2 separate regions of the Homo sapiens genome follow, and region 1 is linked to region 2. Evidence: read pairs that join two places in POLR2A ChIA-PET (ENCODE). Cell type or tissue: CD4-positive, alpha-beta T cell. All regions are shown on one strand. Links, peaks and the distances in the headings refer to the core of each region. The heading gives the core; the rest is flanking DNA.

The links. Peaks named below come from ENCODE experiments on the same cell type or tissue, not always from the same donor. Only the 100,000 strongest peaks of a DNase experiment are listed, where the experiment ranks them.
Region 1: POLR2A ChIA-PET joins it to region 2 with 32 read pairs; 8 of 35 experiments call an interaction of 5 or more read pairs at or near these places.

The regions. Positions count from the first base shown.
Region 1 is chr5:35,877,340-35,893,503 of GRCh38, forward strand. It overlaps IL7R (interleukin 7 receptor), which reads left to right. Exons shown (of 8, transcript NM_002185.5): 8 at 1-2,264. Among named protein-coding and RNA genes, the nearest start is that of IL7R, 29 kb to the left of the region's middle. In CD4-positive, alpha-beta T cell, for the core only: no CTCF peak of the experiment used is centred there; DNase peaks (open chromatin) are centred at 2,502, 4,532, 6,952, 7,312 and 1 weaker place.
Region 2 is chr5:35,641,742-35,657,905 of GRCh38, forward strand. It overlaps SPEF2 (sperm flagellar 2), which reads left to right. Exons shown (of 37, transcript NM_024867.4): 4 at 2,614-2,784; 5 at 4,926-5,066; 6 at 7,620-7,684; 7 at 12,799-12,985. Among named protein-coding and RNA genes, the nearest start is that of SPEF2, 32 kb to the left of the region's middle. RefSeq lists a silencer at 11,666-11,960. In CD4-positive, alpha-beta T cell, for the core only: a CTCF peak has its summit at 9,615 (motif pointing right); a DNase peak (open chromatin) is centred at 9,640.

The DNA.
Region 1 (16,164 bases), core at 2,427-7,426, 230 kb after region 2:
TCCCATGACCAGCCATGTCAAAAGAAGGTAAAGAAGTCAAGAAAAAGCCATGAAGCCCATTTGGTTTCATTTTTCTGAAAATAGGCTCAAGAGGGAATAAATTAGAAACTCACAATTTCTCTTGTTTGTTACCAAGACAGTGATTCTCTTGCTGCTACCACCCAACTGCATCCGTCCATGATCTCAGAGGAAACTGTCGCTGACCCTGGACATGGGTACGTTTGACGAGTGAGAGGAGGCATGACCCCTCCCATGTGTATAGACACTACCCCAACCTAAATTCATCCCTAAATTGTCCCAAGTTCTCCAGCAATAGAGGCTGCCACAAACTTCAGGGAGAAAGAGTTACAAGTACATGCAATGAGTGAACTGACTGTGGCTACAATCTTGAAGATATACGGAAGAGACGTATTATTAATGCTTGACATATATCATCTTGCCTTTCTTGGTCTAGACTGACTTCTAATGACTAACTCAAAGTCAAGGCAACTGAGTAATGTCAGCTCAGCAAAGTGCAGCAAACCCATCTCCCACAGGCCTCCAAACCCTGGCTGTTCACAGAACCACAAAGGGCAGATGCTGCACAGAAAACTAGAGAAGGGGTCATAGGTTCATGGTTTTGTTTGAGATTTGTTGCTACTGTTTTTCTGTTTTGAATTTTCTTCTTTGTTCTGTTTTTACTTTATTTAGGGGGACTAGGTGTTTCTGATATTTTAGTTTTCTTGTTTGTTTTGTTTTGTGTTGTCTGTGAATGGGGTTTTAACTGTGGATGAATGGACCTTATCTGTTGGCTTAAAGGACTGGTAAGATCAGACCATCTTATTCTTCAGGTGAATGTTTTACTTTCCAAAGTGCTCTCCTCTGCACCAGCAGTAATAAATACAATGCCATAATCCCTTAGGTTTGCCTAGTGCTTTTGCAATTTTCAAAGCACTTCCATAAGCATTCCTTCCACCTCCTTGATAGGCATTTATGGAAAGCCTGCTACATGTCAATCATACTGTTAGGCACAGGGGACCTAAAGACACATAAAAGGATGGCATTCTGCCTCATAAATTGCAAAACCTAATGAAAGTGACTGCTTGGTAAACAAATTATTATTATATTATAAAATGCTATAAAAGAGCCATATTGAAAGTGCCCTGTTGGAGACAGGGCAAATGCCACAAAAATGATGTAAATTTACATGGAGGAAAAGTAGAATCTGCCTGGTTTGTAGGCAGCAGAAGACATTTTTCATCAGTGGGCAGGTGTTCTTTACCTTTTGTAGAAATGGGAGTCAAGTCTCAAATAGGAGGCTCCACAAAATCTCATGCCAGGTCTCTGATACCTTATTCACAGAAGTTCTTTGAAGTATTTATTGTTATTTTCTTTGACTTATGGGAAAACTGGGACACAGGAAGACAGGTAAATTACCCAACCTCACACGTTAAGTCAGAACTGGGAGCCATAATTTTGTATCCCTGGTATAAATAGACAATCTCTTGAAGAAATGAAGAGATGACCATAGAAAAACATCGAGATATCTCCAGCTCTAAAATCCTTTGTTTCAATGTTGTTTGGCATATGTTATCTTTGGAATTTAGTGTCTGAGCCTCTGTCTGTTACTGTAGTATTTAAAATGCATGTATTATAATCATATAATCATAACTGCTGTTAATTCTTGATTATATACCTAGGGACAATGTGTAATGTAAGATTACTAATTGGTTCTGCCCAATCTCCTTTCAGATTTTATTAGGAAAAAAAAATAAACCTCCTGATCGGAGACAATGTATTAATCAGAAGTGTAAACTGCCAGTTCTATATAGCATGAAATGAAAAGACAGCTAATTTGGTCCAACAAACATGACTGGGTCTAGGGCACCCAGGCTGATTCAGCTGATTTCCTACCAGCCTTTGCCTCTTCCTTCAATGTGGTTTCCATGGGAATTTGCTTCAGAAAAGCCAAGTATGGGCTGTTCAGAGGTGCACACCTGCATTTTCTTAGCTCTTCTAGAGGGGCTAAGAGACTTGGTACGGGCCAGGAAGAATATGTGGCAGAGCTCCTGGAAATGATGCAGATTAGGTGGCATTTTTGTCAGCTCTGTGGTTTATTGTTGGGACTATTCTTTAAAATATCCATTGTTCACTACAGTGAAGATCTCTGATTTAACCGTGTACTATCCACATGCATTACAAACATTTCGCAGAGCTGCTTAGTATATAAGCGTACAATGTATGTAATAACCATCTCATATTTAATTAAATGGTATAGAAGAACACTTTGTGGCATGCCTGTTTTCTCTGGAAACTGTGGTTAGACGGATTCCCAGAATGGACCACACATCTCTTCAGCTCCTGAAAACTCACCTCCCCATGAGTCCATGGAAAAAATTGTCTTCCACAAAACCAGTCCCTGGTCCCAAAAAGTTTGAGAACCACTGCACTAGAAGACAGCCTACTAGTGGTTAAGTCTCAATGTGTCAATGTATTTAACAGAGAGAACAGAGAGTGTTGCTTCACTCAACAGGTGGTTCAGTGGAAGCCCTGCATGGACACCTATTTCACTTGATATACCTAGTCCCTGCAGTCTGCAGAGTAGTGGCTGGAAATTAGGCTTGGCAGAATTGGTGGGGGCCAATGATTAAGCATTTGGCATGCCAGCCTAAGAAGTTGTCATCTATTTTGCAGAAAATAGAGGGGCTTGGCAGGATTTTAATCAGGAATGTGATGTGAAATATATATTTTCTGTGCATGTGTGTATCAGGTTTTAGGAAGGAATCTTAATTCAGTAGGATATAAATATAAAATAATTCTGGCATTTCTTTAATTACTTATCTCCAAAGATGCTCCACTGAAAATCCCTTTCTGAAGTAGATTCCTTTAAGTGACCAAAGCTTAATTCATCTAGTTTTAAGATGCAGTCTTATATTCTAACTAAAGCCACACACACCCTATCATAAGCTTGTGGTGAGGGGAACTTGGAAAGAAAGGAAGATAATAGCTTCTGTTCTCTTGACTCCTCCCCCTTCTTGGCCTCTTCCTCCTCTCTTCTTCCTCCTCTTTCCCTTTCCCCTCCCCCTTCCTACTTTTTCTTGTTCTTGTTCTTCCTCTTCTTCCTTCTTTCTTTTTCTAACAGCTTAAAACACCACACATTTCCTATCTCACAACCTCTGCGGGTCAGAAGTCTGGGCATGGCTTAGCTGAGTCCTCAGCAAGGCTGCAATCAAAATGTTGGCCCAGGCTTGCTTCTCTTCCAGAGGCTCCATTGGCAATGGGTCCGTTTCCAAACTTACTTAGGTTATAGTAGAATTTATTTTCTTGTGCTTGTAAAACTGAGTGCTCCAGCTTCCTGATAGCTCTCACTCTCGGCTCCTAAAGTTCACCCACAGCCTCCTGTCATATGACCCTCTTCATAAGCTTTTGTGTTTTTGTTTGTTTGTTTGTTTGTTTGTTTTGACAGAGTCTTGCTCTGTTGCCCAGGCTGCTGGAATGCAGTGGCACCATCTCAGCTCACTGCAACCTCTGCCTTCCAGGTTCAGGAGATGCCCTGCCTCAGTCTCCCAAGTACCTGGAATTACAGGTGCACACCACCATGCCCAGCTAATTTTTGTATTTTTTGTAATGGAGATGGGGTTTCGCCATGTTGGCCAGGCTGGTCTCAAACTCCTGACCTCAGGTGATCCACCCGCCTTGGCCTCCCAAAGTGCGGGGATTACAGGCGTGAGCCACCGTGCCTGGCCCATAAGCTCTCTTTCAACAAAAGCTTGCTTCTTCAAAGCCAGCAAGGGAGAGTGAGTCTACCAGCAAAATGGTGTCTTATATATGTGATATGACCACAGGCGTGACATTCCATCATCTTGCCATATTCTTTTGGTTAGAAGCAAGTCAGAAGTCCCATCCATACTCAAGAGGAGGGGATTATATAAAGACAAGATTTTCAGGAGTTGGCGATCGCAGGGGCCACATTAAAGCCTGTTTGACACACAAGCTAACTCAGTCATGCCGTTTTTAGTTCAGTCTCTTATTAAATCTTTAGTCAAATTCAGATTTCTTCTCCTCCCATTCTCCTGAGAGTTTTAGATACACGGTGCTATGAATTGAGTTGTGTCCCCCCAAAATTCATATGTTGAATTCTTAACATGCAATAGCTCAGAATGTGACTTTATTTGGAGATAGTTTCTTTAAATAGGTAATCAATTTAAAATGTCATTAGGGTGCAGCATAATCCAGTATGACTGGTGTTCTTATAAAAAAAAAAAGGAAAATTTAGAGACAGACATGCACATAGGGAAAACATCATGTGAAAAATGAAGGCAGAGATCAGGGGTGATATTTTTAAAAGATAATAAGTATCAAAGATTGATAGAAAATCATCAGTAGCTAAGAAAGAGGCATGGGACAGATTCTCCCCCACAGCTCTCAAAAGGAATCAACCCTGCTGGCACCTTGATCTCAAACTTCTAGGCTCCAGAACGGTGAGACAATAAATCTCTTGTTTAAGCCACTCAGTCTGTGGTGCTTTGCTATGACAGCCCTAGAAAATGAATGCACATGGTACTGGGAGAAGGAATCTGGGGCCATGTGACTTCTTTGGACTCCCCTGAGCTCTAGCCTTCCTGTCTTGTCTGTGGATGGTATCCCGTGTTGTGTCTACTGCTAATGTGTCAGGGCCCATCATGTTCCTTTGAATGTGGATGATCCACATCCTGTCTATTAACTGGGTCTCTATGTGTTGTCCAGGAAGCTTCTTTCAGCCTCTAGACTTCTCTGCCTCTTCAAGCATGGGAAGTAGTTGGATCAAATTTCCTCTTTAGAATGATCCCCCTGGTGAAGGAAGAGAATAGGTCATATGACAGCTAGACTAGAGCCAGGACAGATGGACTTTTGTGACCTCTATGCCCGCTTAGGGGATGCCACATCAGGTCCAAGGTGAGCCTGAGGCTAAGGCCAAGTTGGTCTTTGTGCCACCTTTATCTCCTTGTCAGAAAAGCTCTTCCTTCTTTTCTGCCACCCTTCCATCTACCAGTACTTACTAGTTACTAAATATCTGAATATCTGTTTCATTCCAACAAGAACATAGATAGTAGAACTTGTGGGGCTCCAGGGAAATCCCTAGGCCCTGGAAAGAGAAGCTTGCAGTTAATAGCTTTCTGGGTGTCTTCTTACTGATTGGCTGAGAGTTAGATAAGCTAGAGCTTGAGTGAAGGGCTTTTATCCTTTTCCTCCACCTCCACAACATCTTATAATATGGAATCAGCCAGCCTGCCTGTCCCAAGGCCTTTGCTCTTGCCGCTCTCTCCATCTGAAACGTGGTTTCTCTGGATCTTTGTGTGGCTGGCTCCTTCTTATTATCCAGGTCCTAGCTTCTACGTAACCTCCACAGAAGTGGTCATTCTAATGAAAACAAGACCCTCCTCCTGATAGTCTCTATCATGCCTCCCTGTTTATTTCCTCCAAAACTCCTTCCTCAATATTAACTACCAATTATTAATCACTAATTCATTACTAATTATTAATAATTTATTTTTGATGATTGTTCTTATTGCCTCTCTCTGATTCTAAAATTCAAGTTCCATGCAAGTTCCACTTCCTATATTATTCTTGGAATAAAACAAATATTTAGTAAGTACTGGTAGATGGAAGGGAGGAAGAAAAGGAAGAGCTATTCTGACAGAGAAAGATGGCACAAAGAACCACTTGGTCTTAGTCTCAGACTCACCTTTGACCTGGTTGTGGTGTCCCCTAAGTGTGTACAGCAGTCACAAAAGTCCATCTGACCCTGCCCTAGTCTGGCTGTCATATGACCTATCCCCCACCCCCACTGCGAGTATCTTTCTAAAGAGGAAATCTGATCAAGCTACCTCCCTAACTAAAATCCCTTAGTGGCTTTCCAGCATGGCACGTGACATAGCTTGGATTCTTGTCCCCATCCAAATCTCATGATAAAATATAATCCCCAGTATTGGAGGTGGACCCTGGTGAGAGCACCATCCCCTTGGTGCTGTCCTCTCAAGAGTGAGTGAGATCTCACAAGACCTGGTTGTTTTAAAAGTGTGTGGCACCTCCTCCCACCCTTGCTCCTGCTTTCACCATGTGATGTGCCTGCTCCCCCTTTGCATTCCACCATGATTGTAAGTTTCCTGAGGCCTCCTCAGAAGCCAAGCAGATCTTAGCACCATGCTTCCTGTAAGCCCTGCAGAACCATGATCCAACTAAGCCTCTTTTCTTTATAAATTATCCAGTCCCAGGCATTTATTTATAGTAATGCAAGAACGAACTAACACAGCATGGAAGGCTCTTGATGATCTAGTGTATTACTTTCTTGTGGCTCCTGTAATAAATTATCACAAACTTAGTGGCTTAAAACAATACAAATTTATTTATTCTCCTGCAGATCAGGCATCAGAAGTCCAAAATCAGTCTTCTGGGGCAAAAATCCAGGTGTCAACAGGGCTGTGATACTTCTGAAGACTGCAGGGAGAATCCGTTTTCCAGCTTTTTTCATCCACCAGAGGCCACCTGTATTCCCTATCCCACAACCCTAGCCCCTTCCTCTATCTTTGAAGTGGACTATTTCATCCCCTGTTTCTATCATGACAGTGCCTTCTCTCATATTGACCCTCTTGCCTTATAAGATTCCTTGTGATTACACTGGGTCCACCTGCATAATCAAGGCTAATCTCTCCATCTGGAGATCTTAATATAATCACATCTACAAAGTCCCTTTGGCCATTGAAGTAACATATTTATATGTTTTCATTATTAGGATGTGGGACACTTTGTCAGGGACAGGGATTTTTCAGCCTACCTTTTTTCTTCACCTTTTGCCACCACTCTCAGCCTGTGGTCTCAATTGCCAGCCTTTACACTTGCTACCCCCATTGTCTGGGTAGTTCATACCAGTCCCTCAAGACTAGCCTCAGGCATTGCCTCTTCTGGGAATACATCCTCTTACAGGCCAGGATATGACTCATGGGTGCATTCCTAATAGCACTTCACTTATTTCTACTGTCACCACACTGATCTGTAATTACTTGATTTGTCTGACTCTTCTGGGGGCTTGTAAGCATTCTGGCACAGAGAACTATGACTTACTGGGGCTTACATCTCTTGCTAAACACAGTACCTAAAATTTAGTAGGCATTCCCTCATAAACATGAATGAATGAATCAAAGAATGAATAAACATTTAGGAAATGATGTTGTGTTGGTCAACTTCTTTCCTCATCACTGTTAAAGATAAAAGAATGCCAAGCCAGGTTGTTCAGACAGAAGCAAGCACCACATCCCTGAGAGAGCAGCACATCTGGGCAGCCATGTGTGAGAAGTCGGTTGCATTCCCCATACACAGTTGTCTTTGCAGCTGTACTCTTAACCACTGTAACCACAGAAGTGGGGAAACAATAGGGTGGGGTGAAGTGAAAAGAAAATTTTCCAAAACTTCATTTATCTAATAAATACAGATATTTAATTGTGTTTTTTCAGTTATTTAATTTTAGATTCATATGAAATTCTACCCTAATTTCTGAATTTTAATGGCTTGTGGCATTTGTGTGGGCATTTGTGTGTAGCTTGCAATGACACAGCTGTTCAGACAAAGAAAGTGTGATGCACAAAACCTATGAGGTCCAAGGAACACATTCATGCTCCTCAAGACTCAGGTAAAAGTAGTGAAGCAAACAATATGCAAAGCCCCTGAGGATTGAAAAATAAGGCTTACATACTGAATTGTGCTGAAACACTTGAGTTCATCTGGAGGGCCTCTCAATGGTAAATTGTTAGAACCAATTTGCCTTTACCCTAAGTAAAGATTTTTCATCAAGAAGAGGTGGAAAACTTACAGAGACTGAAAAGGACCCTCTTTTTATGATAAATTAGTTCCTGCAAAGTATGAACTGCACTAGTCATGACACAAAAACTATGCAGAATAATCAGAAAACATTTTATTATTAAGCTTATCCACTGATAGACTGAAATATTACTTTTAGAGCCTAAGAAAGCATTAATTTAATTAGAGCTTCAGTAAATGCTATAGTGTCAGACTGATAAACCTGTTTGCTACATAATTATAAACTTTCATGAATTTCACAGTGTGAAGTTCAAGTGTGAAGTTGCCAGTGTAGAACTGAATGATGCTTAAAGCTTTATTTTCTCAAATAAAAAATTTTAATAAAATAAGAGCAGATAAGCTAGGGTCATGCTCAGTGGTGAAATTTTAAAAGTACTCCATTATATTGAAGGATAAGACAAAAGAAATTCTATTGTCACTTCATTTAACATGGTTTTAGAAATTCTAAGAAATTCAATTAAACAAGAAAACACAGTAAAAAGCATAAATATTGAATAGGAGAAAATTAAATCGTCATTATTGGCAGATAAAATTATTGTATATATGGAAAACACAAGAGAATCAAGTAGAAAACACACTACAAGACACAGATACTTTATTAAGGTCTCCGCTTACAATATTCTCATGTTTATTTTTTTTAATTCTTATGGAATCTTTACAACTAAACTATTATTTGGTTGTGTCCTCAAATTAAAAAAAGATAGACATGTAATGTATCAAGTTGAAGATGTCACTTTCTAATCACACTCTTCAGGAATAGTCACATTTAATAAGTGACATTTAGGCTTCCAGATGCTCTTCTGTGCATACACTATTATTCTAAATATCTTGCAGAGAAATAAATGTTGGAGAATAGCCTGCACAATTCCAGAGAAGAAAAGAATTGTGAAGCAACTAACCATTCACGTGGTTTTAAAATTTGATTCAGCAGGAATTCACAGAACTATCAATGGTATAAAACAGAGAATCTGCAAGTCCAGATCTATGTAATTACAAAAAATTCATCCATTTCTAATCAGTAGGGTTAAAGTGGATTATTTAGCAAATAAGATTGGAATAACACACTAGCCATTTGCAAATGAAGAAAGGTAACTGACTTCTTATTTCAAAATAAATTCCACATAACTCAAAGATATAAATAATTTTTAAAATAAAAACAAATGCTAGAATACATGGATCAATCATTTCATATTTTTTGGATGCAAAAAGCGTTTCTAGATAAAACGTAAAACCTAAAAGCCATAAAAGGAAAAGATTGATATGTTTGACTAGATAAAATTTAGAATGCTGGTAATTTCTTTACTAAATTTTAAAAAGTCACAACCAAAAGAAAGATAAAAATAGACTGGAGAAAGACAGTAACACTATGACAAGCAAACTTCTGTTATCCTTATAAGACCCCAGAGTCTTACAAGTCAGCAAGCAAAAGATGAAGAGCCCAAGAAGGAAATGAACACAGCACATTAACAGAAGGCTCACAGGAGAAATAAAACAAACTTTAAAAATAGGAAAATGTGCGTAATCTCATTCTGAATAAACAATGCTGATAAAATGAATGAGATAAATGCTTTGCCCATTAAATTGTGAAAATTATAAAGATCACTAAATTTCAGTGCTGAGAAGGGCATAGGAAAATGGGCTTTATCATATACTGTTAATAGGAATGTAAATTAGGACAATTTGGAAATATATAACAAAAATTTTAATGTGTATACCTAGAAATTCTATGTATAAAATATCTATATATTATTTCTTGTAACTAAGAATTCTAAATCTAAATAAATTATAGTATATTCATATTATGGAATACTAACAAAGCCATTAAAAAATTCTTTTAATGTAAAAAAAAATTTCCTTCTTAGACTCTTCATCTTTTGCTTGCTGAATTATAACACTTCGGGTGTTAAGGATAACAGAACTTTGCTTGTCATAATGTTACTATGTTTTTCCAGTTTCTTTTTATCTTTTCTTTTGGTTGTGACTTTTTAAAATTTAGTAAAGAAATTACCAGCATTGTAAAACTAGCACGGTAGTGCTACATATGCTGATAAAGAAAAATGTCTATGTTATTTTGTCAAAAGCTTCTAGCAAGATAAAACTCTCCAAAAGTCTCCATCTTTCTCTTACTCCTTCCCCCTATCATTTCCATGAAAAATCCGAAATGTGCGGTGTATCTATCAGCTATTGCTACATTGATGCTCAACAACAAATCATGCCAAAACTCAGCGGCTTTAAGCAACATTTATTCTCACAAATTGTGTTGAATGATCTAGATTGGGCTCTGCTGGGTGATTCTATGATATTACTAACAGCTAGGATGACTCAGGGATCTGAAACTGAAGGAAAGTTAGCTGGGTTCAGCTGGGAATGCCTCTGTTCCATAAGTTTCCCGTCTTTCTCCAGAGACAAGCAGGCTAACCCAGCTGCCTCTTTTTACAGCAGGGGCATAAGAGGGCAAGCAGAAAAATGCAAGGCTGGCCTACCCATCAATTCCACTTCATTTTATTGGCAAAGAAGATCACATGACCAAACCCAGAATCAAGGAGTGAAGAAATATATTTCCCCTTGGGTAGAAACTTAAAATCACATGGTAAAATAGGTGGATAGGAGAAAGAGTGAAGAGTCAAGCCATTAATGCAATATCTTACAGTCATACATGAGGACAGCTTAGGTTACATTTACAGAAAGACACAAATGTCACCTCCCTATTTGAGGAAGCTCTTCCTATCTCATCCATATTGCAGCAAGACTACAGCCACATGCTTTCCATTACTTTGTGAAATAAGTTTTGTCTATATGTGTATTGAGAAACTTTAGGGAAGAAAAAGTATTTGGGTCATGCGAGGACTTCAATATACATGGATCTGTTAATCTAATAGCAAAATTATAATCATTTCTTACTGAAATTGTTAACATTAAAAAAATACTGTTCTCTTCAGTGTGAAATGGAAGGTTTTCCCTTTTATATGATTGATCCAGTTGAAATCATATGCATATCTTTGGGCCAATAACAGTCACTAGGAAAATGCCATGAACTTATTGGCTTGGAAATGGCTCACCTTTTCCAGAACTGAGAATGAGATGGGTACCTGGTCAAAATAGGGGTGACAAAGAAGGAAGAAACTGAGAATGTTGGAGAAGAAAACAAGAATGTCTATCATCAGAACGAGGGTTTTTTTTTTTTTTAATTAGAGAGAAAAAGAGGGAATATTAGAATGAGAATATGCTTAGAAAAAAGTTTGGAAGGCAGTGCTCCAAAATGTTTTCAGTGGTTATTGGGGAAAAGAATGGGATGGTGGTGGATGCATGAAAGCAGGAAACTTCCTCTTATTTCTTTTGTCTTCTTTTTTTTTGAGGGGGGTAGTATATAGATGTGTATATATGTATACATGCATATATATACATACATATGTATACATATATACATTCATATGTATACATACATATATGGGAGTATACATGTATGCATACATATGTATACATACATATATACATATATATGGGAGTATACATATGTATACATACATATATGTATGTATATATTATTATACAAAATAAAAGTATAAATTATGTATTAATATAACTCTTACTTAGAATTATTATTCTCATTTTTTCTGTAAAATCTAGACTATAATAACCTTGATAGCAAGATTTTCTATTCTAGAGTCATAATCTGATTTCTCCCTTGTGATGTGGATAGTACAACAGTATATTTCAAGATTTCTTATCCTTCAGTATTTTAAGTAATTAATAAATTTCATCACAGTTTATCAAGGCCTTCTTATTATACAAATTGCAGTGACAAATGCTATGGAACAAGATGATACAACATGTTCCTACAAGTCACATCTCTGCTTCTGCACTTTATCTGCTAAACTGTCTTAGTGAAAAATCACATAATGCTGCCAAACGGGGCCCATATAAATTTGTTTTCCTTTATTTGTGCTTGACAGCATTCTTTTCCAATGCCCTCGATAACCATTGTCAAATACACTCACCTTTTACTCTAAGTCTTCCATTGAACCTTGGCCTTTCTCATTCCCAGAAAATAAGTTTGCCTATACTTTGAAAAAATGTAGACCATAACTCATGTTTTTGCTCTCATTTCCTATCTCCATCTGCAAACTCAAAACTGGATAAATTCCTGCCTGCTATTCCCCTAGTCTAAGAACAAGCTAACCCTTCATCTGTAGAAGACCAAACCAACCATTCAATGCCCTTAACTCTATCTCTATCCGTCTCTCTTCCTCCAGAACCTTGCTTCATCAGTCATTTGATCTCTCTTGTTTCTTTGCTTCTATTGTTCTGTTAATTGGCTTTTTAACGTCAACATTTTCCATTGTTTCCAAGTTTCCAGATGTAAACTTCAGAATCATGTCTGCTAGATTGAACTTCCATGAAGAAGTGTGCTATATTTATATGTTCAAGGCTAGATCCCCAGCACTTAAAGAAGTACTCACTGGTAGCACCTAATATTCGATCAATAAATATATATATATTGGTTCAATGAATGAACATCCAACTGCCTATTGGATTTCTCACTTAGATGGACCACAGATATCTCAAAACAGCTCTTCACCTATCCCACTGGCAGCTTTTCAAAGTTGCCGTTTTCCAGGTGTGGTAGAGAAGTTCCCAAAATTCAGTGGACTTAAGGGACTCTGAAAAGAAGGATGACCTGTGTGAACTCAGGTTACACACTTCCCACTCCTTCTGCATTGGCTCTGCTTCATATCCAAGAACAACAGCACAGGCTTAAGTGGAAATCCCAAGAAAGACAGCCTACATTTCTGCCAGCAAGCTTGAATGGGACAAGACTGCAAAATTTGAATGTCGGAGAAAATAAAGTAGTATTTCTTACACATCTGACTAATGGACTGTGATATAAAGATGCATATACACTTAGCAAAAGAGGCACAGAAATGAAAGAGCAAGTCAATTTTGCTGAAAGGTCGAGGAAAGCTTTGTAAAGGCTTTAACTTTTGAATAGGACCTTGAAATATGAGCCAGTTTTGTAAACAGTGATTGAGCTTGTTATTCTATTTCAGCCCCAGCTAAGTGTACTGCAATTCAATCCTGGCACTCACCACCCAGAGTTAGCAACACTCTTACAAGTTAAAGGAAATAATACTCAACAAGACTATTTTTACTTTAGAAACTTTCCTCTTACTTTGGGGGTCCGCAGGCTATCCATACTTCTTCTGCATTAGTCAGTGTTCTGTAGAGAAGTATAATCCATAGTGTGTGTGTATCAGTGGGGAGAGAGAGATACTTATTTTAACAAATTGGCCACATGATTGTGACGGCTGGCAAGTCTGAGATCCGTAGAGCAAGTTGGCCAGCTGGAAATTCAGGTAAGAGCTAATGTTGCAGTTTTGAGTCCAAATTCTGCAGAGCATGCCAGGCAAGGTGGAAACTCTGGCAGGGTTTCTATATTGCAGTCTTGAATTTACAACCAGCTAGTAAGAAGTACAGGTTCCTACAACCTGTACTAATCCTATTAATGAGAGCTCTGCCCTCATCACCTAATCACATGCTAAAAGGCCCCACCTCTTAATACTATCACCTTGGAGGTTAGGAGTTCATCATATTAAGTGTTGTGGGGAAACAAACATTCCAACCATAGCAAGAGGTATATAAAAGCACTGTAAGGAGATAAACATCACCCCCAGGCAGGCAAGACAGGCCAGATCCTGAGTTGTTACAGGTAGTTTGACAAGCAGGAGTGGGGCAGGAGAGGGCTCTCCCCCACCCAGTAGAAACATCAGGTGATGTTTTGGCAATTATCACATTTTCTTTTTGAAAGTGATAAATTGAGAGCCGGCATCAGGGAGAGGCCATTTCCTGATGGTCTACACCTGTTGCTCTAAAGTGTTAATTGAATGCAGAAACCAAGGAGAAGGAACTTCCTGGGCATGCACAGTAAGAGACAAAATGGTGGAGTATGACCTTCCAGGGGCACACCACCAGAAAAGGGAAGAAAGCCTCAGATGGGCATGCATACAACTCCTAAACACACTATGCGTGCTCACCTCCCAAGGGTAAGGAGGGCACTGTTTATGCGGGCAGCTCATCCTAAGGGAAGAATCATGGGAAAGAGGCCAGCCTGCAAAGTCCTAGGATCAAGGTTAAACACGGTACTTGACCTTCAGGTGCCCACTTGGATCTCTTCCAAGTGAACTTTCCTTTCTTTCCTGTTCTAAAGACTTTCTAAATAAACTTCCACTCCTGCTCTGACAATTGCCTTGGTATCTTTTTGCCTTATGCCCCTCAGTTGAGTTCCACCTTCTGAGGAGGCAAGAACTGAAATTGCTACATACCCCTATGGATTCGCCACGGGTAACTAGGCTACCTTGCACTGGTAACATACTGATTTCAATAACATGTATAATCAATGAATCTAAAGTGTCCCTCCCACAAGTAGTTACTCAGCTATGACATGCTGAAAAAGAAAGGTCAGGGAGGACATGTTTATTAGTCCCCTCTAGGAATTTCGGGAAAAGAGTGTTATGGTCTCACTGGCAAGATGAATGCATTAAACTGTCTGCCTAGTTTCATTAAATATTTAGTCTTCATACCCCTTGTTATAATTCCAGTTACCAAAGAACCTCATAACTATAATTTCTCTTCCAAGAAGAGGTCTGCCTCTACAACAAAAATGTTATTATTTACCATGTGAATAAATAACTTCGTCCTGACTTGTATAATAATGTGTCCGGAATTGGTGGGTTCTTGGTCTCACTGACTTCAAAAATGAAGCCGCGGACCCTTGCGGTGAGTGTTACAGCTCTTAAGGTGGCACGTCTGGAGTCTATCCCTTCTGATGTTCAGATGTGTTTGGAGTTTCTTCCTTCTGGCGGGTTCGTGGTCTCACTGGCTCAAGAGTGAAGCTGCAGACCTTCACAGTGAGTGTTACAGCTCTTAAGGCAGCGCGTCTGGAGTTGTTCATTCTTCCCGGTGGCCTCGTGGTCTCGCTGGGCTCAGGAGTGAAGCTGCAGACTTTCGCGGTGAGTGTTACAGCTCATAAAAGCAGCGTGCACCCAAAGAGTGAGCAGTAGCAAGATTTATTGCAAAGAGCAAAAGAACAAAGCTTCCACGTTGTGGAAGGGGACCCCAGTGGGTTACCAATGCTGGCTCCGGCAGCCTGCTTTTATTCTCTTATCTGGCCCCACCCACATCCTGCTGATTGGTAGAGCCCAGTGGCCTGTTTTGTCAGGGCGCTGATTGGTGTGTTTACAATCCCTGAGCTAGATACAAAGGTTCTCCACGTCCCCAACAGATTAGTTAGATACAGAGTTTCCACACACAGGTTCTCCAAGGCCCCACCAGAGCAGCTAGATACAGAGTGTCAATTGGTGCATTCACAAACCTTGAGCTAAACACAGGGTGCTGATTGGTGTGTTTACAAACCTTGAGCTAGATACAGAGTGCCGATTGGTGTATTTACAATCCCTGAGCTAGACATAAAGGTTCTCCAAGGCCCCACCAGAGCAGCTAGATACAGAGTGTCGATTGGTGCACTCACAAACCTTGAGCTAAACACAGGGTGCTGATTGGTGTATTTACAATCCCTGAGCTAGACATAAAGACTCTCCACATCCCCACCAGACTCAGGAGCCCAGCTGGCTTCACCTAGTGGATCCCGCACTGGGGTTGCAGGTGGAGCTGCCTGCCAGTCCCGCGCCGTTCGCTCGCATTCCTCAGCCCTTGGGTGGTAGATGGGACTGGGCGCCGTGGAGCAGGGGGTGGTGCTCGTTGGGGAGGCTCGGGCCGCACAGGAGCCCATGAAGTAGGTGGGAGGTTCAGGCATGGCGGGCTGCAGGTCCCGAGCCCTGCCCCACGGGAAGGCAGCTAAGGCTCGGTGAGAAATCAAGCACAGCGCTGGTGGGCCGGCACTGCTGGGGGACTCAGTACACCCTCCGCAGCCACTGGCCCGGGTGCTAAGTCCCCCACTGCCCGGGGCCAGCAGGGCTGGCTGGCTGCTCTGAGTGCGGGGCCCACCAAGCCCACGCCCACCCGGAACTCCAGCTGGCCCGCAAGCGCCGCAGGCAGCCCCAGTTCCCGCTCGTGCCTCTCCCTCCACACCTCCCTGCAAGCTGAGGGAGTGGGCTCCAGCCTTGGCCAGCCCAGAAAGGGGCTCCCACAGTGCAGTGGAGGGGCTGAAGGGCTCCTGAAATGCCACCAAAGTGGGAGCCCAGGCAGGGGAGGTGCGGAGAGCAAGCGAGGGCTCTGAGGACTGCCAGCATGCTGTCACCTCTCAATAAGACATAGCTTCAACTCCCCCCAGAAAGGCTTTATGTGGACATAGATTAAAAATTCCTAGGACCCATA
Region 2 (16,164 bases), core at 7,153-12,152:
TGACAATGATATTGAATTCTCAAAGAAGCCTCATTAGGCATATATATCCTTTATGTATGTTACTGGCCATACTTGGGTTTTATTTTATATTAATAATTTGAATTTATTTAGCCATTTTTGATGTCTCTCTCTATCCTATCCATATTGCCAATAGCTTATCAAACTCTTTTCCTAGTTTCCAGTACTTTTTGTTGTTGTTGTTTTAGAGAGACAGGGCCTTGCTCTTTTGCCCATGCTGGTCTCAAACTCCTGAGCTCAAGCAGTCCTCTGCCTCAGCATCCCAAGTAGCTGGGACTACAGGCCTAATACTTTTTGTGCCTGCTCCTCTCTTCCTGTTTCTACCCCATCATATCTGCTCAGATCTTCTTATCAACTACTGCAGCAACCTGCTAAAATGTCTCTCAATCTTCTGGATAAGTCAATCAACTGCTAAATGAATCTTCCCTAAATTTTACTTTTATTGAGTTCTTCTGCTCAGAAACCTATTTTTACTTCTTTCTAGTCCTCAGCATGGTATTTCTTTCTTCTATGTTAATTGACAGTCTGTCCTTAAATATGACTGTCTATTCCTGCTCTTCCTTCCCTCAAACCCAAACTCACCCTTCTCATCTCTCCTCTTCCCCAAACTGTTCTTCATCTACCGTGCAGCCCAGTACACACGGGTAGTCCCAGTTCTTCCTTTGGAACTCTAGAGCATAAGTAATTCTCACTCTCTTGGTTTTACCGTCCTGATACTGATATTGTTGGCTAACTAGTCATTATTTATTTGTCATATGACCTTACCAGATTTTTAGTACATCAGATTTGATGAATATGTCTAGTACAATGCTTCAAATGTTGTAAGTACTCATTAAATGTGTTATTGACTAATTGATATGACTTTTTAGTTGACAATTCTCTCCAGTTTTTATGCAATTCCTTATGGTAAATGAAGTGCATTAACTTTTACAGGCCTCTGGAATAATCATGAGTGCTGCACTGATGCAAAATAGTAAATATCAATGGATAGAATTATATTTTTAAATTTAAATTTTGAAGCAGCAATGACGTAATAGATATGAGGGCTATCTCCATGTTTATATTTGTCCATTCTTCATGGATATCATTGTAAGTCTGGTAGCAGAATGGACTCAGCGCTCCTTGAGAGCTAGAAATTAGATTAGTCTTAATATGAATAATTTATTATTGCATTCGGCCTCCTTCACTTGCAAGCTGGTTAACATTGAGCCAGCCTCTAAACAACTCTCAGCTTCAATTTCCCCAACTGTAAAAACAGGGATGCTTATTTCTACCTGCCTCAGTGTTCAGAATTGGATGTTTTTGTAGCTTCAAGAAAAAGAGTGGACTAACTGGAGTGGAGTTTATATATAATAAAATGTAAAGCAGTCAACAGTGGCAAGTGCTATAAGAGCTGTGTAGATGAAGACAAACAAGTGCCTATTAGCTCATTTAATGTTGGTCATGGGTGAACTTCAAGCGTCAATAATTCATTCACTGAACAAATATTTATTGGGCTCCTACTTTTTGTCAAGCACTTGCACAACAAATACACAGGAAAAGCCCCAACCCTCTTAGAGCTTACATATTGGGGAGAGAAAAATGTTTCATTAGAGTGATATGGATTGCAGTGAGTTGAGAAGGACTTTGGAGATGAGGAAGAGGGTAACATAGATTATTCTTTCAAGAAATGTGGAGGTAAAGAAGAGAACAGTAGGAGAGAAAAGCTCAAGTGAAGTATGAGATTGCTTGTTTTATGGACCTAGAGACTGGGGCCACTTATCAGTTGAGAAAAAGAGTCAGTGGCAGGAGAGATGAAAATGGTACAAGGACAAGATGGAAAGAGGCCCTCTGGGGACGGAAAGAGGAATATGCAATCAATGGTTCATGTGGAAGAGGTGATATCATAGGAAAGAAGTAGAGATGCCATCTTCTTTGATACTGGATGAGAAGAGGTGCAGGTAATATTAATAATGGTTGAAATTTATTAAACAGCATGCCTAGTGATGTGCCAAGCCCTGTTTCAGGTGCTTTATGAATATTATCTCACTGGATCTTCACAACAGCCATAAAATATAGTTACTTTCATTATTCCCATTTTACAGATGATGAAACTAAGGCACGGATGGATTAGGTAACTCGCCCAATTTTAAGCAGCTAGTAAGTGGTAAAGCTGAAACACAAACCTAGGAAGTTTTAATGTTTCTTCACTTTTTACTAAGGAGTGGCTAAGCAATGGGAAGAATCTAGCTTCTTATATTATCTCTTATATGTTAAAGTTGGTTTAATGAAATTATTTTTGCAAAAAAAATAAATAAAATTTATTTCCAAGAATATAAATACCATTTATTGAAAATTTAACTCAGTGTAAAAAGTTTAACTATAAAAGTATATATGAGGCTATTTTGTAAGAAGAACCACAAAGGATAATGTTTTTATAATTGTGCTTACATCAATTAAGAATATGAGTAATTGGAATGGGGTTTGAATTTAGCTTAACTATCAACAATAGTAATTTAAAGAATTTCATTTTGAAGACAAATTTTATTTGTGCTTATAATGAAAATGTACTCTTTATTCTCTAATAAAATCTTTTGAAATGCTTTTTTCATTTAGAGACTTAGACACATGATACCACGTCAAACTGATTTCAATCTGATGCGGATTACATACAGGTTTCAAGAAAAATATAAACACGTGAAAGAAGATCTTGCCCATTTGCATTTTGAGAAACTTGAAAGATTTCAAAAACTCAAGGAAGAGCAAAGATGTTTTGATATTGAAAAGGTTCTATAGAACTATTTTTTCAGAAATTCATTAGTGCATAGTATACAGTTTGTGATTTATGCGTATAGTACACATTGCATAAGTAGTAGTGGAGCACAAGTTGCACTTCCCTGATGCATGACTTTGTCCTGCCCTACTCTCACCCTTTCTCTCTCTCCCCTGCTCCTTTTCTCCATCCTGACTCTTGCTGACTCTCACCTCTACTTGTGGCTGAGAACAAGAACTGCCATCTTCTGGAGTGGCAAGACAACTGCATTACCTTCACTGGTAGAAATCAATGTTTCAGCTGCTTTAGTGATGGAGGGTTGCTATTAGCTACCCCATTGGTCAAAGGCACATGACCATTGTCACCACTGAGGGAGATAGATCAGACAATGTCCTCTCGCTTTCTCCTCTTTTGCAACCTTCGGTCCTGCCCCATTTCTCTGTTCTTGGAGATGTGAGGTAATTCTTTGCTTGCTTACCTTTTCAATCACCTTGAACAACTCTCAACTTCTTTCTGGCCCTTGCTTCTTGCTTTGACTAACTCTCTGCTCCTTCTCAGATTTCTTTAAAACTCTTTAATGATCTTCTGTGCCTTTGTGGGTGAGAGAATAATGGTACATGAAATCATTAAAGATTTTTAAGAGTATTTCAGGTGACTGGGTATATGGAATGTGTAAACTACAGGCAAAAGAATTATGTAGTTCTTCCCATTGCACTGTAAAATCACTTTTTAAATTCATGGATTTATTTGCAATGATAAGAAATTATATTCTGAATGTAGTCAGCTCTTTGTAGGGAAGAATGGGAAGATGACAGACAAACTGGAAGATCACTTGGAAGCTGGTTAACATTGAGCCAGCCTCTAAATAACTCTCAGCTTCAATTTCCCCAACTGTAAAAACGGGGATGCTTACTTCTACCTGCCTCAGAGTTCAGAATTGAACGTTTTTGTAGCTTCAAGAAGAGTGGACTAACTGGAGTAGAGTTTATATATAATAAAATGTAAAGCAGTCATGTAATTATATGACTTGCCAGAGGGTAAATAAAGGATTATATTCCCCTTTGGTGTTACATGATAAAGAGAGAAAGCACTCTTAAAGTAGTGTTTAAGTTGAGACCAATTGCTGTGACTGTAATTTATGTGGAACCAGCCTGTCTATTAGTGCCAAGCCTAATGCAGACAGTCTCCAAGAATGTTGAGAAAAAGGAAATATGATACCATTAAATATTCTGAAATAAATTATGTTCAAAATGATCATAGGGAACAAATAAGGCAAAAGGAAGACTCTGTGTCTTCCTGGTCTTCTTAAGAAAAAAAGATAAACATATTGCAATTAAATAAATATTCATATTTTGGAAAATGAAGAAAATTGTCTATAATGTATGCCTTTTTAAGGGTAAATTGAAATTTTTTATCTTTGGACATGAGAGCTAATGATCATATTAGTTCTAATATAATGTATTAGTAGTAAAGTCATGATTAGTTTCACATATTACCTCTTAAATCATTTACTTTTAAAATACTTTATCTGATTTTTCAGTCACTTTTTCTTTTCAAATACATTCTCCTGCTTATAGTCTTCTTAAAATAACTACTGCCTACATACAGAAGAGATGATCCAATAATTGTATCACATAATTTATTGTTAATTCAATTTTGAGGTTGCCCCTGAACTCATTGTTTAAGTGTGACTGGGTTTTGGGGAAGTTTGTGATTTTTATTGGGTTTCGCAGGAGCCCTCCTAGAAACTATCTCCTAGATAGAATTTTCTCATTGAACCATCTTCAGAGATAGAATTTTTTTCTTCCCATCCTTGGTAAGGTCATGGCAGTAGGATTGGGAAAGAATTATACACTTATTTATATTTGGGACATCTTTGTTGTCCTTTTAGTATCAGCACACAGAATTAAAATACAGACATTTAATAGATATGATTTGCAGATTCCAGAATTGTGTTTTAATATCATGCTTTTCACAGTAAGTCATATTAACACCTCCTTCTTAATATTACACAGTTGTGACACCTAGTCTCTTGGCTAATTGCTGGGTTCTGAAATTTTCAATAGATAAATTTTATATATTTGTACCTATGAGTGTATTATATTGCCTATTCTGTTATTCTGAATCACTAAACTAATGTATATGGGATATTCAGCAATACTTAAACAGAAGACGACAAAATGAAATAATGGCCAAAATCCAAGCAGCTATTATACAGATTCCTAAACCTGCATCAAATCGTACTTTGAAAGCACTCGAGGCCCAAAAAATGATGAAAAAGAAAAAAGAGGCAGAAGTAAGTGATAATCCTTTAATATTGTGCTGTGTTTATCTTAACTAAAGAATAGTCTGTCTCTGGAACATATAGAGAGACTTTCCAAAACTTCACATTTGCTTTCCAAATTATCTCTGACCTTGTCCTTTCTCATTCAGAATTCTTCCACTATATGCATATTCAACTTATTTTATATTGTTATTTGTTCAGAACGAAGAATGTAGCTTTAGGCCAGCAATGGCAAACTCCTATTAAATGGCAGTCTGGACTCCTGTGTTGAAAAAGATTCTGTGGTCAATAACAAAGTAGGTCAGAATGGGTGCTGTTGTAATGGGTCATGTCTTATCCATTGTGTTGCTATAAAAGAATACCTGAGGCTGGGTAATTTTTAAAGAAAAAGAGGTTTATGTCACTTATGTTTCTGAAGGTTGGAAGATTCAAGACTGGGTATCTGGTGAGGGCCTTAGTAAGGAGAAGGGGGAGGGGAAGTGGAGCCATAATGTGCAGACATTACATGGGGGGAGAGAAAGTGAGAGAGAGGGTGTAGGGAGGGAGAGAGAGAGAGAGAAGGTGCCAGGTTCTTTTTAACAACCAGCTCTCATGGGAATTGATAGAGTCAGAACCCACCTCTAGGGAGGGAATCAATCTATTCATGAGGGAAAAAGAGAGTGAGAGAGAAGGTGTCAGTCTCTTTTTAACAACCGGCTCTCATGGGAACTAACAGAGTAAGAACTCACTTACCCCCAGGGAGGTCATCAGTCTATTCATGCATGATCCACCGCCATGACCCGGACACCTCCCGTTAGGTTCCACCTTCAACACTGGGATCAAATTTCACATGCGGTTTTCAGGGACAATCATCCAAACCATAGCAGGTCATAACTGCCATGGGTACAGCAGGGGCCAGTCAAGGTACACATAGCATATGTATGCCATTCCTACTATATGCTTTTACTCGATTCCTCCTCATCATGCCACACTATTTTTCTATGAATCCCAGGAATGTTAAGTGACTTGTTGCTATCAGTATATTTAAATTTAAGATACCTGTACCAGTGACATTTTACTGGACCACACCAACTGTCAATCATTTCAGTAAGAGGCAATCTCATTATATTTCACAGGAGAGCAATGTTACAGTTCAGTTTGATACAAATTCCTGCAATTCACACTGCATACTGCTACAATGATTGTTTATATTCTCTCATGTGACCTATAAAGATGATTAATAGCTACCATTTATTGAACATGTGCTGTATGTCAAGCTGTGGATTGGGCACTTCACATTATCTTTAATTTGTAAATAACTCTCTAAGTAGGGTATTATTTTTCCCATTTCGTAGATGAGGAAACTGAGACCCAGAGAGTTGACATGTTTTACCCAGTGGTAGTAAAGCAGAGATTGACAGATCTCTCTGATTCCTAAATCCATTGAATTTTACATTAATTCACTTTTTTTTTGTTTTTTAAATACTAACAAAATATTCTGTACTTGGATTCTAAAATTACCACCTACAGAGGCTTTTATCTGACTCCATTTCACTATCTACCTTTCATATGTCCCTGAGTTGATTAAAGTTTTTTTTTTGTTTTTTTTTGTTTGTTTTTTTTCTTTTTTGACACAGTCTTACTCTGTTGCCCAGGCTGGAGTGCAGTGGTAAAATCATGGATCATTGCAGCCTTAACCTCCAAGGCTCAAGTGATCCTCCTGCTTCAGCCTCCTGAGTAACTGGGACTACAGGTCCGCAAGGCTGCTCTCGAACTCCTGGGCTCAAGCAAACCACTGGCCTTGACCTCCCAGAGTGCTGGGATTACAGGTGTGAGCCACTGCATCTGGCCTGATTAAAGTTTTTTAAAAAGTGTTTGTAAAACACAAAGATGACCTAAAGTTAAACTTCAGATAACTAATTAATAGTGTAAATAAAGTTGCATGAGGAATGTTTAAAACACCCAGGACAACCATTTTTAAAGAAATATTTGACTTTGGAAGGCCGAGGCGGGAGGATCACCTGAGGTCAGGAGTTTGAGGCCACCCTTGTCAACCTGGCGAAACCCTGTCTGTATTAAAAATACAAAAGTTAGCCGGTTGTGGTGGCGCATGCCTGTGATCCCAGCTACTCAGAAGGCTGAGGCAGAAGAATCACTTGAACCCGGGAGGTGGAGGATGCCTTGAGCCGAGATCGCGCCACTGCATTCCAGCCTGGGCGACAGAGTGAGACTCCATCTCAAAAAAAAAAAAAAGAAAGAAAAAAGAAAAGGAAATATTTGTATCCAAAAATGTATGTCCTGACTCTTTGATAATCTTTATTCTAATGAAATGCCCTTTGGTGCCCTGTCAAAATCATGAAGTGAATGATTCAGGGGAGGCAATTTTCACATTCTTTTAGGTATAGTTAGCCCAGTCTAAAAGCAACAAATCAAAATTATAAAAAAAATTTTTAGAATGCAGCTTTTCATATCCTAATTACCTTGAATTAGTAGTACTTGTCACTTTATAAACTTGAATGAATGTGTAAATGAAGATTTTTCAATGGTTTTTAGAGGCAGAGAACTGATGATGAATTTTCTTTAAAGGATGTGGCTGATGAAATTAAGAAGTTCGAAGCATTAATAAAAAAGGATCTCCAAGCAAAAGAAAGGTGAGATGTGAGCTATTTTAAGAATTACAAAACCGCATTCTGTTCTACACATAGCTTTTGAATATTTAGAAATAGTTTATCTGGAAGAGCTATTCCAGGATCTTTTCACTCCAAAGAATCTTGATTCAGAGAGTAATTAGGGAAGATAAATGAGCTAAAGTTCAGATTGTTAGCAACTGTTATAAATATCTGAGAGAAAGAGACTATTACGAAATGTAAAGTTGATTTATTTTTCTGTGCTATGTTTATTCTTCTAAGTTCACACATATTTTTTAAACATTCACTAAAATTGTTTCAAGGTACCACTAATTTAAATTTGTCACAGTAAATCCTTTATTAGATTCTAGTTTGGTTTATATCATGCTGTATCCTCAGCAGTTAGCATAGAGACCAGCAGTAAGAAGTTGAGTGAATGAGTTCATTAAACAAATGTCACTAAGACAGTCACTTTGGTGGGTCCATTGAACAAAGTTCCTCATTAACTGGCTTCATCTACCTAAAGATAAAGCTCCTTCACACTTTGTTTTCTATGAGAGGTCATTGATTCACAGAAAATAATTCATTAGGGATGACATATGTAGGAACAACTTGGGTTTTTTTATATTTTTAAATGGAAATGATCCAAACTCTATGCATTTACATCTTACGAAATATGAGATAAATCTCTGTTAAAGAAGGTACTAATTCTAAAGAAAAGCAGAAAAAAATTACATACTTCAGTTTCATATTAAAATTTCCTGACGGAAGGGAGAGACAGTCAAATGAGGAGGAACAAGGAAAATCAGAGCCATAAGGAAGAAATGATGAAGTCAGGTGTAAGAAAGAAAATTAAGCAAAATGGAGAATACTCATGTACATTGCCTTTCCTCCTACCCTCTGCAGAAACTCCTGATGCCCTATTCTGATTCCCACTCCCATTTATCAGTGTTGATCCTGACCTGTAAAAACAACATAATCCAAGTCTCCTCATCCATGCAGCCACCACTTGAACCCTAGCACACACCTACCCTGACCTTGGCCCATGAAAATACCAATTTCTTCTCATTCTTTCACCCATCTCTCTAACCATAGGCTCTGTGGTGATAAACAGTTGGTGTCCACCAGAAAGACCATCTTAAACTACTGAATACTTTGCTACTTGGTGAATGCTACTTTCTGTAGCTCCCTGGCCTGCCCCTTTCCTGGGACCCCTCAATTTCCACACAGTTTAGCAACCATAGTTAAGATGAAGCACAGCACTGTCTCCCAGGCCCTGCACCAGTATCCATGTCTATTGGTTAGTGTCCTTGCCATGTCAGTTATTAAATGTCTTAAAGATCATCCCTGTACATTACAGCTGCAAACATTTACCTGCTCCCTATTGCCTTTGCCAACCCAACCAGACCCTAGGTCTCTATCAGTTAGTTTCAGAAACCCCAAAACAACAGTGAATGAAATTAGAGGGAAATCTGCTTGTCTCTCATGTAATAGAAATCAGAAGGTAAGCAGCCCATAGTGTATGCTGTAGCTCCAGGGTTATCAAGGACTGAGGCTTCTCCTTTCTTTTGCCTCACTGTCCTGTTGTGTGGTTTTCATCCTCAAGGTTACATTCATGATACAAGATGGTTGCTGGGACTCCGGCCACTTGGCCCATGTTCCAGATATCAGGAAGGAAGACAGACAAAAAAGTAGATATCTCCTATCTGAAATAGCTTCTTTCAAAAGCCTTCCCAGAAGTCCCATATAACATTTCTGCTTATATCTTATTGGAGAGCATTCAGTCACATGGCCACACCTGACAGAGTGGGAAGCTGGGAAACGTAGTCTTTAACTGGACACACTGTTTCCCTGCATAAAATTGGGGTTCTATTTTGAGAGAAAAGGGAGGGAAATAGTAGTGTCAGGTCCCTTCTTCACAGAAGCCTTCACTTGGTCCTGCCAAAGATTTCCAGCAGAGGGCATCTGAGATATTGACACCCTCACTTACAGCAGGAGGAGAAGGCCTGGGGCAGCTGAAGTCCCTGGGCCAGTTACCTGTGGCTGTGAACAGCTTCATCTGAGAATCTAAATCCTTTCCAGTGTGTTGCACAAAGTTCGTTTTCTCTTTTGGCCTTAAAAAGAAAAACGTTGGGAAGTGCTGGCCTAGAGCAAACTTTTCAAGAAAACAGAGGCTATGGTTACAATATAGCACCCTTCTTAAGCCATTTCATTAATCACTACTTTTTTTAGTTCATGCTGAATCTTAGCTTAGAATCAAGAATGTTCTGGGCACATTGAAAAACTTCACACTAACTTGACTCCAGAAGGCAATACAGTCTCCCAACTTGAACCTCAGGAGCACTTTCTGCAGCTGCCTTTTTCATAGCCTGCTCCTGAACAGTTTCTCTGGATGCCACCTCAAAGTCCATCGTTTTTCTTTTGTGGAAGAATGAAATAATGTCTCATGCCAGCAATGCAAGAGCCCTCATGGCTGGTTTTTCCCCGTGTAACAAGGTTCCTCCATTTTTTCATTTTTTAGATGAATAATAAATCCTGTCTGCTATTTGTTTCTTTAGCTGGGGTTATTGGCTGCTGTAATTTGGTATTTGGGTTAATATATTTGTCAGAGGCTTTTCCCAGCAACTACTTCTTAAGAAACACAAATTTGACCAAGGTTTCTGCTACTAATAGATTATACACATACAATTATTACATTAGATGAAGGTCTGGCAAGCAAACAGATAAAAAGAAAATATAATCACTGCCCTCAAGAAACCTACATCTAGTAAAATGAATATTTATTCAAGTACATAATGTGTAGTTTTTTTTCACCTTTATTGGAATAAGACAACAGATGGATGGGTTGACTAATTGATAAAGGAGAAGCAATTTGTTAAGTATATTATTGACAGCATAAATATTGTGTTGAGAGAGCTATTAACCCACGCTCAATCCAGGGCAGGAGCTTTTACACAACACACTTAAGTACAAATATAATAAGATTTTTGATGAAAGATCTAAAAGTGTTACGCTACACAATTAAATACTAAATCTTAATAAATAGATAGGGTTAAACTCTGTCTTTGGCCTTACTGAGTGCTTGGTACCTACATAATTTGTGCTCAACTCTTCTCAGTGACAGAATACAATCAAAGGTTGAGCCCCGGCTGATAAAATGATTGGAACTTTAGTTTGATTTTTATGTATGTATGGTGTTTTTTAGCACATTATTTGAAATTTAGCAGACATCAACTATTTGCTGGGCATGCTAGGCACAGGTGCAGGCAGAAGAAAAATAGGATACTTCTCTTATTCACTAGGAGATCAGCTGGGAGGCGCAAACCTCCAAATTATGACCTATACTACAATATGGTCTATATTATAAATATGCAGGTATTACATCATAAAAATTAAACATGAGTTAACTATGTTTTTATCAGAGTACTTGTGTCTATATAAGAATTGATGACAAGTCTCTACACACTTTAATAATATATCCTTATTTTTTGAATAATAAGATTATAAGTAATATTGTAAACCAAATATATTAATTACTTGTAACAAAAGCAATGATTATACATAATATAAAAATTCATTATTTCTAGGCAAGTAACATTATGGTATATCTTGTACTATTGTATTATTCTGTTTACTTTTTGAAGAGGATGCAGATGAGAATTGATGATTATTTGATCTTTGTATACATAAAAATGTATCTTTTAATGATAAATTTGGAATGAATCTATGAATTCTGTACCAAGCCCCCATTTGACTCACTAAATTGAATGTGCTTAACTTTCTGTTGGGAAGACCACTGGGTTCTTCCTGATCCTTTACGTTTTGGACATGAGATAGGACAAGAGCTCTGAGTTGAGTCTTCTCACTTGAATCTCTAGGGCATGAGCAAGAAGCCAGTCAGACCTGTGCTTACATGTGTGGCATGGCAAGCAAGCCAAATTTCAACTGCTGTGTTTTCAATAAGTGTTCAGCGACTGTTCTAAGCAGTCAAAAATTGATCTGAGAGTTGATAGAGTAACTTGCACTTTCATAGATGATGGAAGAGTGTAGTAGATGGAACCATCTGTACATAGAAGTATTCTAGTGACCTGGCATTAATGTGCCTGGTCTGCTGTTGCGAGCTGTGCCTTCCCTGACACTTGGGTTATCAATAGTCTGCCTATTGTTGACTCAAAACAGGGGAGGTCAGAGGCCCAGAGCCAGCAGGAAGAAGAGGAAAAGAAATCCAGAATTTCCGGTTAGAATGAAAATCATAAAAAGTAAGGCCGGGCGCAGTGACTCACGCCTGTAATCCCAGCACTTTGGGAGGCCGAGGCAGGCAGATTATGAGGTCAGGAGTTCGAGACCAGCCTGACCAGCATGGTGAAACCCCTGTCTCTACTAAAAATACAAAAAATTAGCCGGGCGTGGTGGCGTGTGCCTGTAGTCCCAGCTACTCGGGAGGCTGAGGCAGGAGAATTGCTTGAACCCAGCAGGCGGAGGTTGCAGTAAGCCGAGATCGCACCACTGCACTCCAGCCTGGGTGACAGAGTGAGACTCTGTCTCAAAAAAAAAAAAAAAAAAAAGTAAAATAACAGGCTGGGCACAGTGGCTCATGCCTGTAATCCTCAGCACTTTGGAAGGCCAAGGTGGGCAGATCACCTGAGGTCAGGAGTTCGAGACAAGCCTGCCCAACATGGTGAAACCCTGTCTCTACTAAAAATACAAAATTAGCCTGGCGTGGTGGCACATGCCTGTAATCCCAGCTACTCAGGAGGCTGAGGCAGGAGAATCACTTGAACCCAGGAGGCGGAGGTTGCAGTGAGCCAAGATGCGCCATTGCACTCCAGCCTGGGCAACAAGAGCAAAACTTTATCTCAAAAAAAAAAAAAAGGTGAAAGAATAAAAAGCTGATGGGCCTTGAAAGAAGGCTATGATAAGGACCTCACAGAGAATTTAGAAATGGGGTGAAGCAAATGGGATCTGTTGATAAGCTATTGGTATCACACTGATTTCAAATATTTTCTTCAATGCTTGTATTAATAAATTAACAGTGAACTCAAGGGATCCTTCTCCTGAGGTCTTTCTCCATAGTCACAGATAGTGGCATGGGATCACATTATTATTTAAAAATCTAAAATAAAAACTATTATTCTTAGTGCATCCAAGACTTCTTTAGATACAGCAGGCCAGACAACCACCGATTTGTTAAATACTTACTCAGATGACGAGTACATTAAAAAAATCCAGAAGCGCCTTGAAGAAGATGCTTTTGCACGAGAGCAAAGGGAGAAAAGACGGCGGAAATTGTTAATGGACCAGTTAATAGCCCACGAAGCACAAGAGGTAAGATATTTAGATGAAGGTTAAGTAATAGTGCTGGGAATTCTACAAAATGTAGTCTTCTATACACATAATATGTAGTTTATATATGTATTGTCTGCTACTCTGCATCAAATGTCACTTTCACATCCTCATCATAATAGCAAATATACTAGGAAGAAAAGTAGCTATTTACTAAAGAATCTAAAATCTGGTGATAGTTGTACAACATTGTGAATGTAATTAAGACAAATGTATACTTTAAAAATGGTAAATTTTATGTTATGTATATTTTACCTTAATAAAAAATACATTAAAAGGAACCTAAAATCTGTATCTGCCATGTGTACTCTATTGTTACTTTTAGAGGAAAAAGGGAATGGTTTAATGAAAACAATGTGGAAAAGTTGTTCATCCTCTCCTTTTGTTCGCCAGTCTATTCCAGTGGTTCTTTAAGCATGGTTCCTGGACGAACAGCACCAGCATTGCTTGGGACTTTTAGGAATACAGATTATTGGGCCCCACCCCAGACCAGACCTGAAACTCTGGGGGTGGGGCCCAGTGATCCGTGCTAACAGGCTGTCTAGGTGATCCTGACGCCACTGCAGCTTGAGAATCACTGATCATTTCTTACATTGAACACATATTTATTGAACTTCTATGCTTTGAGTACTTGTGATAGGCCCAGAGATATGACAGAGAGCAAGAATAACAAGACACCTGTCTCCCAGAGCTTTCTGTTTATAGGAGCATCTACAAACAGCAAGTACATTGGAGTGTGAAAGTTCTGTGAAGGTGAAAGAGGGATTAGGGTGAATGACACTTAGAGAAGTCCACCTGGCTTGCTTCAGGAGACAGTGTCTGGAGGACAATAGCAGAAGCATGGATAAAGAGTCAGGAGTTAGCTAATTGAAGGTGGGATGGTCGTGGTGGGGTCAGGGTTAGGGGCAGTTTCCAGGAAAGGTGGTGGAAGGTGAGTGTTTCCAGACAAGGGAATATCACATGGAAAGCTCAGTGTTTTTAGCTAACTGAAAGTCATGCCATCTGGCAGGAGTCACCAGAGGCCAAATTATGATGAGCCTTGTAAGATACACAGAAAGAAATAGGAGATTTTGTGATTTCCTGTTTGAATGCAAAGCAGAATAAGAGTGACCAGGTCAGACTTGCCTGTGGAAAGATCACTCTGGCTTTAGTTTGGAGAATAGATTACAGAAGGGCAATCCAAGTCTGTTGTTGCTGTAATTCAGGTAAGAGATTATCCCAGTTTAAATGTAGTGTAGTGGCAATAGGGATTGAGAGAAGTAGCTTTAAGAGCTATTTTGGAGGTAAAATCAATAAGACTTATTGATTCATTAAACAAGGGAAAGTGAAAAAGTGGGATGAAAAATTGGATTTCTAGGTTGTGCACCTGGATGGCTGGAGGTGTAATTTGCTGAGATATGGAAGATGGTAAGAGGAACAAACTTGGGGTGGGCAGTGATTTCAGTTGGGAATGTAAATAGGACAAATCTGCATGTCTACAAAGACCATTTGAAGATGCTTTTATTCACCTACCCACGTCTGGTCTGCTTGTTCGCTGAAAGGAAATAAAGCCTTCATATAAATATGAAGAAGTGAAATTTATTCATGGATTCCACTTCTTTCTTAGTGAAAGTTCAGAAAAATAGCTCTGCACATCTCTTTGTGCTAGAAAGTTATTTCTTCATATTCTGATTTCTTCAAATTTTATCTTTATTCAATCAGTTTGGTTATCTCCCTTTTAATTAGAAGAATTTCAAATTATGAAAACTAGATAGTTGAAAAGTTAGTTTTAAAATACCTACCCATTTCAAGTTTCATTACCTAGCAATGAAATTTTGAACACATTTCTATGTATGTTCCAAAGTACTTGTGTGTTGGCTGCAAGGTTTTTTCTCACTAATTTTCTGCTTGTAATCTAGGTCTGGCGTTTGCCTGGAAAATGGAATAAATGAATTCTTTCTAGATTTCCTCACTTTCCACTAGGATGCTATTAACACTGACTTTTCAAAACTAGAGTTGGAGGTATATTTACCAGTTTGGAAATCCAGCAACCTAAGGGGCCTAAAAAAGAGCCAGGGCTCTATATATTTCCATCACAGGAACCTCATCTTGTGCTGCTGCTTTTCTGTGTGTGGGTGAGCTGCTATTCCTAGAACCAGGCCTGAAGCATATGCTGCATTCCCTCCATTCCTACCACCTCCTTCCTATGGAATGTAGTGAGCCCAGGCTCCTGTGCAACTGACACAAGAGATCCTGGTCCACAGTGGTGGAATGGGAAATTCTTATGTGTACAATGGCTGGTTTTTCCATCCATTCTCCTCTCCTCCAGAGGAAAAATGGTATATGTCAGGGCTAGGAATTCTACTTCCTTCAATTACTTGCTGCTTTTCACAAGCATGACATAAATCCCACATCAGCCCTGAATGTTTTCTTCTGGTGCCATTTGCACTTAATCCATCAGAAATGCCTCAAAATATCTTCCCTAGCTTTCAAGTTGTTCCAGTTTCTCCCTGGAATTTAGGTATTCCTGTTTTAGTTTGGCTGGTGAAGAGACAGCCAGAGACCTGTGCTCAAGTTGATATCTTGCCTACTGATTGATAAATACGTGGAATTATGTGAACTAAATGATGAGATTTAAAGTTATAAAAATCAATTTGACTTTTTAGGGGATAGGTTTTGAGAGTAGGGATGGTAAGAAAAGGATTGGTAGGGAGGGGCTGATGTTGTTCAAGATAGGGGTGGTGTCACTGGGTATGGAATGGAATCGGGGGGGTGGTTTAAAAACATACCTAGGAGGTTTACTAGACTACTTCTTGAACAATTGAGTATTAGGAGTGATGAGAGAGGAGTGAACTTAGGATGGCCCTAATGTCTTAGATCACAGAGTGGATTATTGTAGGATCATCAACTGAGATGGGGAAATATGGGGAGAGGACCAGGTCTGAAGGGGAGTTAGTGAGTTTAGTTTTGGGCTTGTTAAAGTACTTCATAGGCATTTAAGTGTATTCAAACTGGGAACACAGTTTGGCTCCCACCTGGTTTTGTGGTCATATGGCTAGTGTCTTGGCCAATTAAGGTTTGCCCCAAGTCAGTTACCTCTGCCTTCTAAGAATCTTTTCTATGCCATTTCTTTGGAACTGGCATTTGAACGCCAGGCCCTTCCCTCACTTCTTAACTAGAAG